Regions from separate parts of the Homo sapiens genome. Here region 2 is linked to region 1. A link is an interaction called in ENCODE POLR2A ChIA-PET data of the cell type or tissue named here. Cell type or tissue: PC-9. All regions are shown on one strand. Links, peaks and the distances in the headings refer to the core of each region. The heading gives the core; the rest is flanking DNA.

What was found. ChIA-PET counts read pairs that join two places held together with the same protein. Peaks named below come from ENCODE experiments on the same cell type or tissue, not always from the same donor. Only the 100,000 strongest peaks of a DNase experiment are listed, where the experiment ranks them.
Region 2: POLR2A ChIA-PET joins it to region 1 with 27 read pairs; 3 of 35 experiments call an interaction of 5 or more read pairs at or near these places.

Annotation. Positions count from the first base shown.
Region 1 is chr1:77,764,802-77,770,109 of GRCh38, reverse strand. No RefSeq gene overlaps it. Among named protein-coding and RNA genes, the nearest start is that of USP33, 7.6 kb to the right of the region's middle. RefSeq lists an enhancer at 1-91. In PC-9, for the core only: no CTCF peak of the experiment used is centred there; no DNase peak of the experiment used is centred there.
Region 2 is chr1:77,527,776-77,538,525 of GRCh38, reverse strand. AK5 (adenylate kinase 5) reads right to left here. Exons shown (of 14, transcript NM_174858.3): 13 at 2,488-2,679. Among named protein-coding and RNA genes, the nearest start is that of ZZZ3, 150 kb to the left of the region's middle. In PC-9, for the core only: no CTCF peak of the experiment used is centred there; a DNase peak (open chromatin) is centred at 1,495; H3K27ac peaks cover 2,290 bases.

The DNA of each region.
Region 1 (5,308 bases), core at 1-2,500:
TTCACCATGTTGGCCAGGCTGGTCTCAAACTCCTCGCCTCAAGTGATCCTCCAGCCTGGGCCTCCCAAAGTGCTGGGATTACAGGCGTGAGACATCGTGCCTTGCCTAGCAGCATTTTTCTTTTCTTTTTTTTTTTTTTGAGATGGAATCTCACTCTGTTGCCCAGGCTGGAGAGCAGTGGTGCAATCTCGGCTCACTGCAAGCTCTGCCTCCCGGGTTCACACCATTCTCCCGCGTCAGCCTCCCGAGTAGCTGGGACTACAGGCGCCTACCACCATGCCTGGCTAATTTTGTTTTTGTATTTTTAGTAGAGACAGATTTTCACCGTGTTAGCCAGGATGGTCTCTATCTCCTGACCTCATGATCCACCCGCCTCGGCCTCCCAAAGTGCTGGGATTACAGATGTGAGCCACCACGCCCGGCCTCAGCAGTATTCTTAATGGCCAAAACATAGAAACAACTCAAATGTCCATCAACTGATGAATGAATAAATAAAATGTGATATATTCATGTGATATTATTTGGTCATAAAAAGGAATAATGAACTGATAAATGTTATAACATGGACGAATCTTTAAAACATTATGTTAAGTAAAGAAGCCTGTCAGGTGGGGCACGGTGGCTCACGCCTGTAATCCCAGCACTTTGGGAGGTGGAGGTGGGCAGATCATTTGAGGTTAGAAGTTCAAGACCAGCCTGGTCAACATGGTGAAACCCCATCTCTACTAAAAATATAACAATTAGTCGGGCATGGTGGTGTGCACCTGTAGTCCCAGCTACTTGGGAGGCTGAGGCAGGAGAATGGCTTGAACTCAGGAGGTGGAGGTTGCAGTGGCCAAGACTGCACCACTGCACTCCAGCCTGGACGACAGAGGGAGACTCTGTCTCAAAAAAAAAAAAAAAAAAAAAAAAAGCCTGTTACAAAGACTGTATATTGTATATGGTTCTAATTATATGCAATGTCCAGAATAGGCAAATCTATACAAAGAGGAAGCAGCATAGTGATTGCCTAGAGCTGGGAGAGTTGAGGGGAAATTTAAGTGACTGCAGAAGGATACAGGGTTTCTTTCGGGAATGGTGAAAATGTTCTAAATTTATTTATTTATTTTTTATTTTTATTGTTTATTTTTATTTATTTACTTATTTTTGAGACGGAGTTTCCTTCTGTCACCTAGGCTGTAGTGCAGTGATGTGATCTCAGCTCTCTGCAACCTCTGCCTCCTGGGCTCAAGCAATCCTCCCGCCTGAGCCTCTTGAGTAGCTGGGACTACAGGTACATGCCACCATGCCCGGCTAATTTTTGTATTTTTTGTACAGACAGGGTTTCTCCATGTTGGCCAGGCTGGTCTCGAACTCCTGACCTCAAGTTATCCTCCCAGTTTGATCCTTTTTCAAAGAGAGAGAGAGAGAGAGACATCTGTGTTCTATTGGAAGGTATTTACATCAAAATGTAAAATAACTAATAGACACCACAGAGATTTTTCAAGTAAGAGTTTAGGCAAGTAAGTTTATTCTAAAGTTACTTTAACATAAAGAACATAAAATTTAAATTAAACTACCAAGAAACAAGAGTTCATATTTTGCATTTCTAAAAAATCTTACGACTTCAAAACCCTAGAAAACCGTGTGTCATTTCTAAACTTATTTTTTAAAAAGAGCTGCATCTGCTGTGTATACATTTAAATGATGGAAATTTTGAGAAGTACAAGAAAATTACTGCTTCTCTAAGTTAAAAAATGTATCTTGTAATTCTTTCATATTTTCCCATTCATTCGTCTTTTTCAGTAATAGGTTTATTGATTTGTTCATTTCTTACATCGTGCCTTGTGGTGTGCTGAAAGCTGGAAATACTAGAATGAGTAAGAAAAATTCCTGCCCACAGCTTGGTTCAGGAAATGGAAAAGTGAACAAATCACTGCTATGTGTAATAATGACATTACAGGTTATATTGTATAATCAAGCAGCAGTAATAATCACTAAGGAACATGGTACAGAATGCAAGGAAAGGCCCACACAGCACAGAAAAGTCAGAAGAGGCTTCCCCTAGGACACGGGTATCCATCCTTTTGGCTTCCCTGGGCCACACTGGAAGAAGAATGGCGTTGGGCCATACATAAAATATACTAACACTAACGATAGCTGATGAGCTAAAAAAAAAAAAAAAAAATGTTCCGTGAAGGCCAGATGCAGTGGCTCACGCTTGTAATCCCAGTACTTTGGGAGGCTGAGGTGGGTGGATCACCTGAGGTCAGGAGTTAGAGACCAGCCTGGCCAATATGGTAAAACCCCGTCTCTACTAAAATATAAAAAAAATTAGCTGGGTGTGGTGGTGGGCGCCTATAATCACAGTTACTCGGGAGGCTGAGGCAGGAGAATCGCTTGAACCCGGGAGGCAGAGGTTACAGTGAGCCGAGATCTCGCCATTGCAGTCCAGCCTGGGCAACAAGAGTGAAACTCTGTCTCAAAAAAAAAAAAAAAAAAAGTTCCGTGCATAATTTTCATGATATCCACCACCATGGATCAGCAAAAAAGTTGTTGCATTCAAAGGGTTGAACATGGCTGCCCCAGAAGGTGTCCCTTTAAAGGATGAATGGAATGGAGTTCACTTTTGAGAGAAAAGGCATTCCCTGTATAAGTAAAGTTGCACTAAGTAGGAGAGGCACAAGCAAATGTTTTGCCTTTCAGAAAAACGAAATATAAGTTAGAGTAGCTTGAGGACAGGGTGTTTGATTGGGCATAGCAAAATACTAGGTAGGTGGAGTAAATTTGGGTCAAACTAAGGCCATGAGGACCTAGGAAGCAAGCAAGGTGCCTAGGGCATACAGTTAGAAGTATTTGCTGGTTCCTGCAAATATAGGGTTCTTAGATATTGCATTCTAGGCAACTTATTTGCCTCATCCTAGGACCTTGGTGAGAAAAAAACTCTTTGGGAGCAGGGAAGAGTCATTGAAGACTTACATGACTAGATACAGGTTTTAGAAAGTTATGTTTAGAAGTATGGCATTGGACTAAAGGAGACTGAGAATAGAGTCGGAAAGACATGTGAGGAAGCTATTAAAATAACCCAGGTAAGAATTTAGAGGATCTGTACAGAGGAGCCCTCCTAGGCTCCATCTCCCATGCAGTCAATTAAAAGTCTGTTATTTTAGACTCCTAAGTAACTCTCATTACCATCTCCACTGCTAGGCCCTTACCTTCCCTTGTCTGGATTCTACAATAAGTAGCCTGTCTCTACTCTATTTCAGTCATTACCATCCAAGTAATCCAATATGTAAATCTCATTGTGTTGCTTTCTTTCCCAAAGTTATTTGTATCCTTAGAAGAAAAACTACTTAGCAGACAAGGCCACTTATGATCTGCCTCTCTTGTATAGTCTTTTCCCCTATCCCCTGCTCTCAATCTTTACTTAGCAATACTGACCCCTTGTAAGTTCCCAATTGCAGTATATTCTTTCTTGCTGATGTGCCTTTGCCTATTCTCCTCCCTCTGCCAAAAATGTCTCTCCTCCTCTGGAAGTGTACACTTGAAAACCATTGAGGTGTAGACTTTAAATGGATGAATTGTATGGTATGTGTATATATCTCAATAAAGCTGTTATTAAAAAAATTATTGCCATTTTTAAGATCAAGAAATTGAGGCTTGAAAAGATTGTGAAAATGGTAAAATCTGGAGATCTGAAGCTGGAAAATGACCTAGAGCATATTTTCACTGCATTGCCTCAGTAGTTATGAGAATGCTGTGCTACTCCAAAAAAAGGCCTGTGTTCAGCGAGGCACAGTGACTTACATCTATAATCCTAGCACTTCGGGAGTGCGAGGTGGGCCAAGTAAGAAATTTTTCTTGGCCTGTAAGCCAGTATTGGCTATCTATGATATTGTGTCTTCCATTCATCTACTTGATTGTCATGGAAGGTGCCCTGTTCTTCCATGACACTGACCCTCTGGCTGAATGCTCTTGGACAGGCACTGGACCCAGGTGAAGATAGTAAATCCCTTCTTTGGGATTTTTTTTAAACCGGGAACTCTGCTTTTGGAGAAAACTATAAGATGGCAAATTAGAAAGTGAGTGACGGGCCAGGTACTGTGGCTCACACCTGTAATCCCAGCACTTTGGGACGCCACGGCAGGCAGACCACCTGAGCCCAGGAGTATGAAACCAACCTGCGCAACATGGCGAAAACCCATCTCTATAAAAAATACAAAAATTAGCCAGGCGTGGTGGAGTGCACTTGTAGTCCAAGCTTCTTGGGGGGCTGAGACGAGAAGATTGCTTGAACCCAGGAGGTCAAGGCTGCAGTAAGCCATGATTGTGCCACTGCACTTCAGTTTGGGTGACACAGCGATACCCTACCTCAAAAAAAAAAAAAAAAAAAAAGGGAGTGGTAAAGAGATTAGAAAGCCCTTGCAATGTTTGAGTCCCTGGTTCTAGCTATCATTCCTTGGATTCTATAAGCCAGTAAACCTCCTTTTTGCCAAAGTTAGGGCATCCAAATTCTGTATCCCAGTTCACCTATGGGCTTCAAGTGGCTTACAGGTATGCCAAGGCAGTGATCCCTGCTGGAAACCTCTAACAGCAAGCATCCTTGTCTATTGATCCCAGTGTATTATAATTTTCTAAATGACCTGATCTGATAATCTAAGAAAACTCTGAGAAGCACTAGCCTAAACTAGAGCACCAATTCTCAACTGGGTGTGATTTTGCCCCTTGGGTGACTTTTGGCAATGTTTGGAGACATTTTTGTTTGTTATCACTGGAGGAGGTGCTGCTGGGATCTAGTAGGTAAAGACTAAAGATGCTGCTAAATATCCTTCAGTGCACAGGAACCACCCTCCACAACAAAGAATTATTTAATCCAAAATGTCCGTGTCGCGTCATTTTTTAGAAACTTTGAGCTAGGGTAACCTGAATCGTTACTCTAAGAGTGAATAGATGATAACAGATTCTTGGCAGAGACTTCAAATGTCAGTGCCAAATTACACATCTTAAGTTAAGATACCTCCATGATGGGTGGGGAAATAGGTGCTTCTGTCTCATCTCAAGCCAAGTCTGAGGGGCTTCAAGAGAACCATTTGGAAAAGATGAGATGTGCCCCTTGAATCTTACAGAGATGATATCTGGTAACTGATGTACATTTGAAAAGTTCTAAATCAAGAGACTGAGGCCGCCTCTGAGCAGAAGATGCATATAGGGGCTGGGTATGGAGGCTCATGCCGGTAATCCCAGCACTTTGGGAGGCTGAGGCAGGCAGATCACTTGAGGTCAGGAATTCAAGACCAGCGTGGCCAACAATGACGAAACCCCGTCTCTG
Region 2 (10,750 bases), core at 1-2,500, 230 kb after region 1:
GGCACGCGCCACCACACCAGGATTTTTTTTTTTTTTAATGTTCCAGGCTGCTCAAAAGGTGGAAATCACTAGACAATCTAATTTTGGAAAGGCCTTTGCAGCCCTGAATTCTTAAGACATTGCTCTTATATAACAAAAACACTTTTGTTTATGTTTTTTTTTTTTGTTGTTGTTGTTGTTTTTTTTTGAGAGACAGTCTTGCTCTGTTGCCCAGGCTGGAGTGCAGTGGTGCGATCATGGCAAACTGCAGCCTTGACCTCCCAGGCTCAAGTGATCCTCCCATTTCAGTCTCCCAAGTAGCTGGGACTGCAGGCATATACCACCAAGTCCAGTTAATTTTTGCATTTTTTGGAGAGACAGGGTCTCGAAATGTTGCCTAGGCTGGTCTTCAAACTCCTGGACTCAAGTAATCCTCCTGTCTTGGCCTCCCAAAGAACTGGGATAACGGGTGTGAGCCATTGCACTTGGCCCTGTTATTAAAGATCGAAGTCTTTATTTTTAAAATGTGGCAGCCAGAGGTTATATAAAGCACAACAAATAAGTCTCAGGTTGCACATCAAGTCCTATTAATTGGCAGTAGCTGCCTGGAGTGCTGTGTTGACAAACATTCTCAGGCCACACCTGCTGACTGAGAAACAGTGCTGGGATCAACTAGCAATGGCCATGGATGTGGAAGTAGGGGATTATGTCTCTCATGCCACATATTTGACACTCAGTTAAATGCAGAGGCATCTTTCAGACTTCTATACCCAGTGTTTCTTAGGATTCTGGAAAGCGGACCATTAACAGAGTTAGAAGATAAGAATTCATTATCAATGGTTTTCCCCCAAGGAATCAGTAATGTAGCTTCCTCAGAGACAAGTTTGTTATTTATTGATGATGTCTCTTATCCTGTGAACAGCAAGAGATCCCACTCTCCCTTCTCCAGTTCGAGTACTCAGGATTTTGTTCCTGGACAAAAGCTCACTCTGTCATCCTTATGGATTTGTTCCTGGATACTGTTCTAGCCTCTCAGTGGTCTCCTAGCCTTACCTTCTTGCATCCATTCCCCATAAGGATGATGGATTGAGCTTTCTAGATTGAAATCCTGATTATTCCTGCCCCTTTGGTAGTTCCCATCACTCAGAGGACAATTATTTGCTCCTACATATGATCCATCTTGATCTAGTCCTTGCTTGCCTCTCCATCTCCATCTCTTAACCCTCTTTTCCTTGGCACTTTATGTCACAGCCTCGTGGAGTTACTTGGTTTTCCTGACCTTCTCCACTTGGGGCTTCTCTGGTGTGGCGTGCACCCCCGCTTCAGAGACTCAGCCGAGTCCTCCTCAGGCCACCTTCCTGGATCCTTTCCTTTCCCCTTACACTGGAGGAAAGGGCCCTTGCCACACATTCTGTGCTTGCTTTGATCTCATTGTGTGATCACACGTTTGTCTCTCTCTCCTACTGAAACCCTAAGCTTTGCAAGGATTCAAGAATCTTATTTATTTGCATCCAAACCACTAGTGCAATTGATGGACTATGGGTTCCTGATACATAGTTATGGGATGAGTGGAAGGATGAGGACTGGGCAGTTTTCCCAAATTCATAAAACTGATGGTGACTCAGCAGAGAGCTCATGATCACTAGGTTGATACACTCATTTCCTCACACTATCTTCATTGTTTTACTTAATTACCTGCTCTCCTGGCCCCATATGCAGCTTCTTCTAAAAATGTTGGTTATCACAAGAAATTGAGGCAAAGGAGCCAAGAGCCAATTGTGAACGATGTAAAATTATAGAAATTCAAAGTCATTGAATCTTAGCTCTAGTGAATAATCTCACAGTCCAGAGTCAGTGGCAGAGCCTACGTCTCATCTATGCCTCCCTCCCTCCCTGCCTTCTTCCCTTCCTCTCTCCCTCTCTCTCTTTTTTGGGAAAAAGGAGTTGTTTTCAGCAACTATAAGGGGATCTGTGAAAATTATATGACCACCTTTTTATGGTCTATATGACGACAGATATTTAATTTTGATTGAAATAGAAGTGAAGAGTAAGGGATTCATAATTTGGTCCAAATTCTTGTTGTTGTTTTCTTTGAGACAGGGTCTTGCTCTGTTGCCCAGGCTGGAGTGTAGTGGCACAATCTCAGCTCACTACAGCCTCCACCTCTGGGGCTCAAGCAATCCTCCCACGTCAGCCTCTTGAGTAGCTGGGATTATAGGCATGTGCCACCATACCCAGCTAATTTTTTGCAGAGGCAGGGGTCTCACTATGTTGCTTAGGCTGGTCTTGAACTCCTGGGCTCAAGCAATACACCCGCCTTGACTTCCCACAGTGTTGGGATTACAGGCATAAGCCACTGTGCTGGGCCTTTTGGCCCCAGTGCTGCAGCTGCACAGAGTTCTAATTCCCAGATCCCTTAACTAAAATGTTCTCAGCTTTTTCTCTTTTCTTGGAAAAAAAAAAAAAAGGTAAGCGGCTCATTTCAGAGGAGAAAGTGAAGTGACTCGCCTTGTGTAGCTGTGTTTTTGTCTCGTAGTAGGCGATCACGGGGATGGACGCTCGGTAGTAGGCTTCTAGGCGCTTGGCGATGGTCTTGGTGGTGTCGTCCACAGGCAGGCTGCTCCGGCTCCTTTGGAGAAGGCGGTTGGTCATGGTGTCTGCCGAGCAGTCCATACAGATCACCAACTGTGGGTCTCCAATCTGGAGATGGGAGTGGAGCACAACACAGTCAGAAACCTCACCCTGCTGATGTTCTGGAAAGGCCCAGGGCCTCTGGTTTTTCCTTTCTTGGCCTTCTGGTTCCCTTCAAGGTCCCAGCATTACACTATGGTGCAGCTGGGACTGGACTCCATAGCTCCCCCCTTCCAGGTCAGTTCCCTTCTACACACTGCCTCAGAGCTGTCTCTTGCCCTCAGCTTTTAGGCCACCTCACGTGATGCAGACGAGTATATGCCACCCACTGCAGCCACTGTCTGTCTTCTTCTGCACTGAGAAGAAAGGAGTATGTATGTGTGAGGGGGTGTTTCCTCTAATGTGAAGCCTTTCCTGACCACCTGAGGCACAGCTAATCACTTCTCCTTCAAGCCACCGTGATATAACAGCCACAGGTGGCATTCTGTGGCTGTGCCTGTACTGTGTCAGGTGAGTGGGGCATAATGCTTTAGCACACAGAGGCTGGAATCAGGCTGCTTAGGGTCAAACCCTGGTGTCATGACTTGTCTCCAGGATGGGCTTCATCAATTCGTTATCTCACTTTACTTGTAAGCTACTCTCCCACTGAGACACAGAAACACCTTGAATCTGACCTGTAACTATTTTGACCAACAGACTGTAGCGGAAATAATGTCCATGCTTTTAGAGTCTAGGTCACAAGAAAGTTTGCAGTTTCTGTCTGGTTTTGTGGAACACTTGCTGCAGTGGGGAGTCCGCTGCCATCTAAGATGTCCAACTATCCTGAGACTGCCAGGCTGAGAGGAAGCCCAAGTTAGCCATGTGGAGAGGCCATGTGGACGGAGATGCCCTACCAGCCCCCAACTGTTTTAGATATCCCAGCCCTGGCTCCAGACATGGATCTCAGCCCCAGCCACTGTCTGAGTGCAATTGCATAAGGAACCCCAAGTGAGAACCAGCCCGCTGAGCCCCATAACTTCCAGAACCACGAGAGATAATAACAAATTGTTCTTTAAAGTTTTTATTTTCTTTTCTTTTGTAAGAGATGGGGTCTCGCTCTGATGCCCAGGCTGGAGTGCAATGGCTATTCATGGCATAATTATAGTGCACTATACAGTCTTGAACTCCTGAACTCAAGTGATCCTCTTGCCTCAGCTTCCGGAGTAGCTGGGGCTACACACACATGCCACTGTGCCAGACTTACATATTGTTCATTTAAACTGACTTCCTCATTAACTAGAAGTCTGACTCAACTTCTCTGCATCTGAGTCTTCTCATTCATACAATGAGGATGATCATAGGATTGCTGTGAGGATGAAATAAAATTAAATAAGGTAACATACGTATGCTCCTTGGCATACAGCAGACACTCACTAACGATTCACTGTTACGCTTATTTCCTCTATGAGGCTTAGGTTCCCCGTGTGCAGGGATTAAGAATTCTCTGCTCCTAGTCCCAAGTCTTGCACACAGTAGGTGATGAAGAAATGTTTTAATGAATGAGTGATGGTGGTATGATCTGTGTTATGAGTCTCCCCATCTCCATATCCTTCTCTTAAATGTTCTTTTGTCTCTGGGACATGCTTACTTTGCATCCTCCTCCAACCCTGGATCAGAGGAAACCATTACTCCCCCTGACCTTGCCACATTCGAGCTGTGAGTAAATGAAGGCTTGCCACCACTGTAGAAAGTGTGTGGGGTGGGATGAGAACAAAGTTCAGTCAAGAAGAGGATGTTTAGGCAACACGGAGAACTCGTAATATCGTGAGTTGCCAGACAGTGTTGGTCAAACATTTATCTACCTCCTCTGAGGGGTGTACTTTAAGGAACAGAGTGGAAACATTCTCCAAAATCGACAACAGTGCAATAAACCTCTGGAATAGGTCATGCGACTTTTCTGTCTGTATTAATTGGAAGGAAAAAAAAAAAGAGCATTTGTGCAGCAAGAAAGGCTGGGTGAGGGTTTAGGAAAAAAATGACCCTTGTTCACCAGCAGAGGGCGAGCTTGGGAGGCGGCTTAATGTTCTCCCTGAAACAACTTTGGGTTAGGGTTGCATGAGACAGCCAGGCGATTTTTCCAATTGTGGGGTTATTTTCAGGCCATTTGTGGGGACAGGAAAGATAATTCAGGGACACAGGTACAAACAGAGATTATATGTCACTGAGCAGGAGCCGGCAGCAAATGACCTTTTAGACCAAAATAAGCACGGGGCAGAGAGGTAGCTTTTTCTTCCACACTGATTCCCAAAGTGTGGCCCACGGACCAGCAGCATGTCATTTGGAAGCTTGTTAGAAATATAGACTCTCAGGCACAACACGCGACCTGCTGAAGCAGAATCTGTTTTTTTTTTTTTTTTTTTTTTTTTTGGTGACAGAGTCTTGCTCTGCAGCCTAGGCTGGAGTGCAGTGATGTGATCACTGCAACCTCTGCCTCCCAGGTTCAAGCAATCCTCCTGTCTTAGCCTCCCAAGTAGCTGGGATTACAGGTGTGCACCACCACACCCGGCTAATTTTTGTATTTTTAGTAGAGACGGGGTTTCACCATGGTGGCCAGGCTGGTCATGAACTCCTGACCTCAAGTGATCCACCCACCTCAGCCTCTCAAAGTACTGGGATTACAGGTGTGAGCCACCGCACCCAGCCTAGAGTCTGCATCTTAACCAGATCCCTAAGTGAGTCTTCACAGCATCATAGTTTGAGAAGCTACTCTGACAAGCCATTTTCCTGTGCCAAAACTAGGGGGTTTGACCTAACCTCTCTCTCCTGGAATCAGCACTCTCTTCCTATATAAAAAGCTATCGATCAGTTATTCTATTTGGAAGTGACCTGAACCATTTGTTTTTAATACCTAAAATTTTTTGAAATGTTTCAATGAGATACCATCTAATTTTTTTCAAAATGCTTCGCTATGTATCATTAGAAAGTCCCTTGGAGTAGCTGTCTGGTTCCTAGCTCTGCTCTTGTTTTCACCGGACTGTGGTTAGTCTTCAACATCAAGTAAGCAGACGAGCAGAGAACTCTGCCCTTGGCTGAATGAATCAGAGACTTGGGGACATTGGCCTGCCCCCAACATCACCCTGCTGGCACCCTGGGGCTCTGGCACCAGCCTCACCGGATTCTCCATGGCCTTTGGTTTTCAGGGGACCTTAGTTAGAGCACAAGTGCCCTTGGAAGGGCTGCTGAGATGCCATCAGCAACATTTCAGCAGCTGGCTATGCTTCACTGTGCTAAGGGCTTTACAAACAGCCATCCCATAAGCCCTCTGGCGCTCTTGCCGGGAAGTATGATTATTCCCACTTTAAGGATGAGGAAATGGAGGCCCTCAGAGGTTAACCTTCCCAAGGTCACTAGGGACTAGTGAGTGACAGGCCTGAAGCAGATACATGTAACCCCAAAGCTTGGTGACCTCACCCTGATGGAGAGAGCCAACGCCTTCAGAATGAAGTTTGGGCAAGAAGCTGAGTGGGCCAAATGGAACCAGGAGAGGGGGGTGGGGCCGTGGGAAAGGGAGCGAGTGGGGTGGGGTGCCTACTCACTTATTTTATTTTTCAGAAGCTGCCTCTGCTGCCTCTTGGGATCTAGTGGGACTGAGAGGTGACAGCATGCTGGCAGCCCTCACAGCCCCCGCTCGATGTCAGCGCCTCCTCCGCCTTGGCGCCCACTCTGGCCGCGCTTGAGGAGCCCTTCAGCCCGCCGCTGCACTGTGGGAGCCCCTTTCTGGGCTGCCCAAGGCCGGAGCCGGCTTCCTTAGCTTGCAGGGAGGTGTGGAGGGAGAGGCGCAGGCGGGAACCGGGACTGTGCGCAGCGCTTGCAGGCGCGTGCGCAGAGCTCCAGGTGGGCGTGGATTCCGCGAGCCCCGCACTCGGAGCGGCCGGCCGGCCGGCCGGATGGCCGCAGGCAGTGAGGGGCTTAGCACCTGGGCCAGCAGCTGCTGTGCTCGATTTCTCGCCGGGCCTTAGCTGCCTCCCCGCGGGGCAGGGCTCGGGACCTGCAGCCCCCGCCATGCCTGAGCCTTCCCCCCCACCTCCCCCTGGTCTCCTGCGCGGCACCAGCCTCCCCGACGAGCGCAGCCCCCTGCTCCACGGCGCCCAGTCCCATCCACCCTGAGGAGTGCGGGCGCAGGGCGCGGGACTGGCAGGCAGCTCCACCTGTGGCCCAGTGCAGGATCCACTGGGTGAAGCCAGCTGGGCTCCTGAGTCTGGTGGGGACTTGGAGAACCTTTATGTCTAGCTAAGGGATTGTAAATACACCAATCGGCACTCTGTATCTAGCTCAAGGTTTGTAAACACACCAATCAGCACCCTGTGGATAGCTCAGGGTTTGTGAATGCACCAATCAACACTCTGTATCTAGCTACTCTGGTGGGGACTTGGAGAACCTTTGTGTCCACACTCTGTATCTAGCTACCCTGGTGGGGACTTGGAAAACTTGTGTCTAGCTCAGGGATTGTAAACGCACCAATCAGCACCCTGTCAAAACGGACCAATCAGCTCTCTGTAAAATGGACCAATCAGCAGGATGTGGGTGGGGCCAGATCCTAGCCTGCAGTGGCAACCCGCTGGGGTCCCCGTCCACACTGTGGAAGCTTTGTTCTTTTGCTCTTTGCGGTAAATCTTGCTACTGCTCACTCTTTGGGTCCACACTGCCTTTATGAGCTGTAACACTGCGAAGGTCTGCAGCTTCACTCCTGAGCCAGCGAGACCACGAACCCACCAGAAGGAATAAACTCCGAACACATCCGAACATCAGAAGGAACAAACTCCGGACACGCTGCCTTTAAGAATGGTAACACTCACCGCGAGGGTCCACGGCTTCATTCTTTAAGTCAGTGAGACCAAGAACCCACCATTTCCGGACACAGGACCACACTCATCCTTGCACCCCTCAGGGCATGAGGGCAGCCCACCAGCACAAGGACATGAGCATTGTGGACTGTGATCATGGTTTTGCTTTGGTCATTCCAGCAAGTGGAGCGGGAGGAGAAGTTTGCCCTCCTGCCCTCTGACTCCACCCCCACCTTAGTTTTCTTCTGATTAAGTCAGAATGGGGGTTAGGCCACGTTTACCAGTGGGCAGGAGCTCTCCATGCCATCCAGGAACTCTTTGTTGAGAATAACAACTATCTTATTCTTGGTGTATGCCTCAGTTTCCTCATTTAAAAATGAGGATAATAATAGTATTTGACTCACAGGACTATTGTGAGGGTTAAATGAGTTTGTACATGTAAAGCGCCTGACTCACTTCAAACACTACATAAATGGGAGCTAATGTTATTTAAGGTGGGCTTTGCAACATAGTCATCCTTTTGACCTGTAAAGTATCCCACTGGTCAGATTTAGGTCTAGAAAGAGTCAGCGGCCTCACTCAGGCTTTTAGCCTAAGTCGCATGCTACAGCATGTTTACCAGAGTCTCCCTGTGCTGGCAGGAAAGGGCCCTGGCTGAAAAGAAAGTGGCATGCCTATTTCTCATTTGCTCTCACCTTGAGGTATGTCCCCTTGGGGGAACCTCACTAGAGGAGGAATATCTGGGTCATTCCAGCATTCCTGAATACACAACCCTAATGATAGTAATACTACTCAATTGATATATAACTTCTCCCCCCACACACCATTACGCAGCTCTAAGTTCTGCAGTGAACCGGGAATCAGAAGAGAGCAGAAACATCTCAAGTGAAAAATCCTATGTGGCCTCCAGGGCTCCCCACAATTCTAAACAACTAGAACACACCAACTGGACATTCCCTTGGCCAGACTCAAACTTTGTGTATGTGTGCATATGTGCACGTGTGTGTGTGTTAAGAGCTCATTCTGAAGATTAGAATACACTTATAAACAGAAACACTGGTTCTGTCAATGAAGTGTCATGAGATAGTTGAGAGTAGTAAGGCAGAGGGATCACTGTGAAGCCATCATTCCCACCTCCACGAGAGTTATGTACATATTCTGGCTAAAGGCAGAATTTCAGCTAAGAGTCTTTTGGGAGGGAAAAGCCAAGAGCAAACCCATGCATTCTACTTCTATTAATATGACTTCTGTTAATATGACTTCCATTAATATGATTTCTGTTAATATGACTTCCATTAATATGACTTCTGTTAATATGACTTCCATTAATATGACTTTTGTTAATATGACTTCTGTTAATATGTGGTTAATTTGGCTGATGTTGAGTATGAGATTGGCTTAATACAGGAAAGCATTTCAATTTCACACCAGGGAGTCAGGCTAAGCACAGAGCCCTTCTCAAGATGGTAAGAATCTATAAAATGGCTCACGCCTATAGTCCCTGCACTTTGGGAGGCCGAGGTGGGCAGATCACGAGGTCAGGAGTTCAAGACTAGCCTGACCAACATGGTGAAACCCCATCTCTACTAAAAATATAAAAATTAGCTGGACGTGGTGGTGGGCACCTGTAATCCCCGCTGCTGAGGCAGGAGAATCACTTGAGCCCAGGAGGCGGAGGTTGCAGTGAGCTGAGATCACGCCATTGCACTCCAGCCTGTGGGACAGAGCAAGACTCCGTCTCAAAAAAAAAAAAAAAAACCTATAAAACGGGGGTCCTAACACCTGTTAAGTAGGACTGTAAAAATTAATCAAATGAAATGTGTAAAGCATCAAGTTCAGTTTCTGGCGCATTGTAAGTACTCAAAAAATAATTACTATTCCTATGTTCTGTATGATTTTAACTAAGCAAAAACAGGCAGAACAAAGCTTGGGGAGAACATACATTAAATATTAATAGGTATTATCACTGGGTGGTTAGTTATTCTTTGTTTTATATTTTTGTGTATTGTTTCATACTATATAATTTTTATTTCTATAGTCAGAAAAAATACACATTATTAAAAAAACTGTAAAGACTTATTGAACACCATATGTAGGCTTATAAGTGTGTAAAGGCACTTGTCAAGGATCCCATCCAATCTTCCCAACAATCACTGAGGTATGTATTTCCAACCAACATTTTGTAGAAGAGGAGAAGGAGATCTACAAAGTTAGCTGACTTGCTTACCAGCCAATGAATTACAAAGCCAGGCTCCAAATACAGGCCTGTTCACACCAGAGTCACTATAACCAGGGGTTCTCAGCTGGAGTGGGGAATGAGGATGGTGATCAGAAACCCTGACTCCTCCCTCATATTCCTTCTGCCTCATTACACACATCTACATGCATACATGCATTACATACATGTACATATACACAGCCCCTCCCCCAGTAATCATTCTGTAAACTGAAGGTATAGGTTGTAATTCAACAGGGATAAAACCAGCTTGGGGAATAGAAGATAGGAAGGTAACAGAAACCACACATAGACTTACCCTTAAGCTGTGGACATTAGTTTGCATTTGATTTTTAGCGATGTCATATGCAGTGTCCAAGGAAATCCTCAAAGGACCTTGTATCTCGGAGAACTCAGCTACAGGTATGCAAAAGTGTCAGCCTAACTAACTGAATTTTTAAAGGAACTGATGGTCCAATGCATCGGACGCATCAATCTCGGTGACACAGAAAGGCTGGTGAGATTTTTGTGGGCTGGTTAAAACCTCTCCAGGCTTGAATGGACCTCAAACATAGTTGCAGGCCTGATGCACTAGGGGAAATACTATGCTTTCAACCAAGCTGATTACTTTGAATCTCTGGGGAAAATCAGATGTCTGCATTTGTCTTTGTCAAATTTCAAATGAATTTCTTGCTTGTAATTTGGAGGGGAGCTACAAATGAAGGGCCCTGCAGGGCATTAAGGAGTCAACAGTAGCTCATTCTGTGTTTGTAGCATCTTTGTTCATCTGGTCAGGTTTTATTATTATTATTATTATTTGAGATGGAGTTTCACTCTGTTGCCCAGGCTGGAATGCAGTGGTGCGATCTTGGCTCACTGCAACCTCTGCCTCCTGGGTTCAAGCGATTCTCCTGCCTCAGCCTCCCAAGTAGCTGGGATTACAGGCATGTGCCACCACGTCCCGCTAATTTTGTATTTTTAGTAGAGACGGGGTTTCGCCATGTTAGTCTGGCTTGTCTCAAACTCCTGACCTCAGGTGATCTGCCCGCCTCGGCCTCCCAAAGTGCTGGGATTACAGGCGTGAGCCACCGTGCCCGGCCAT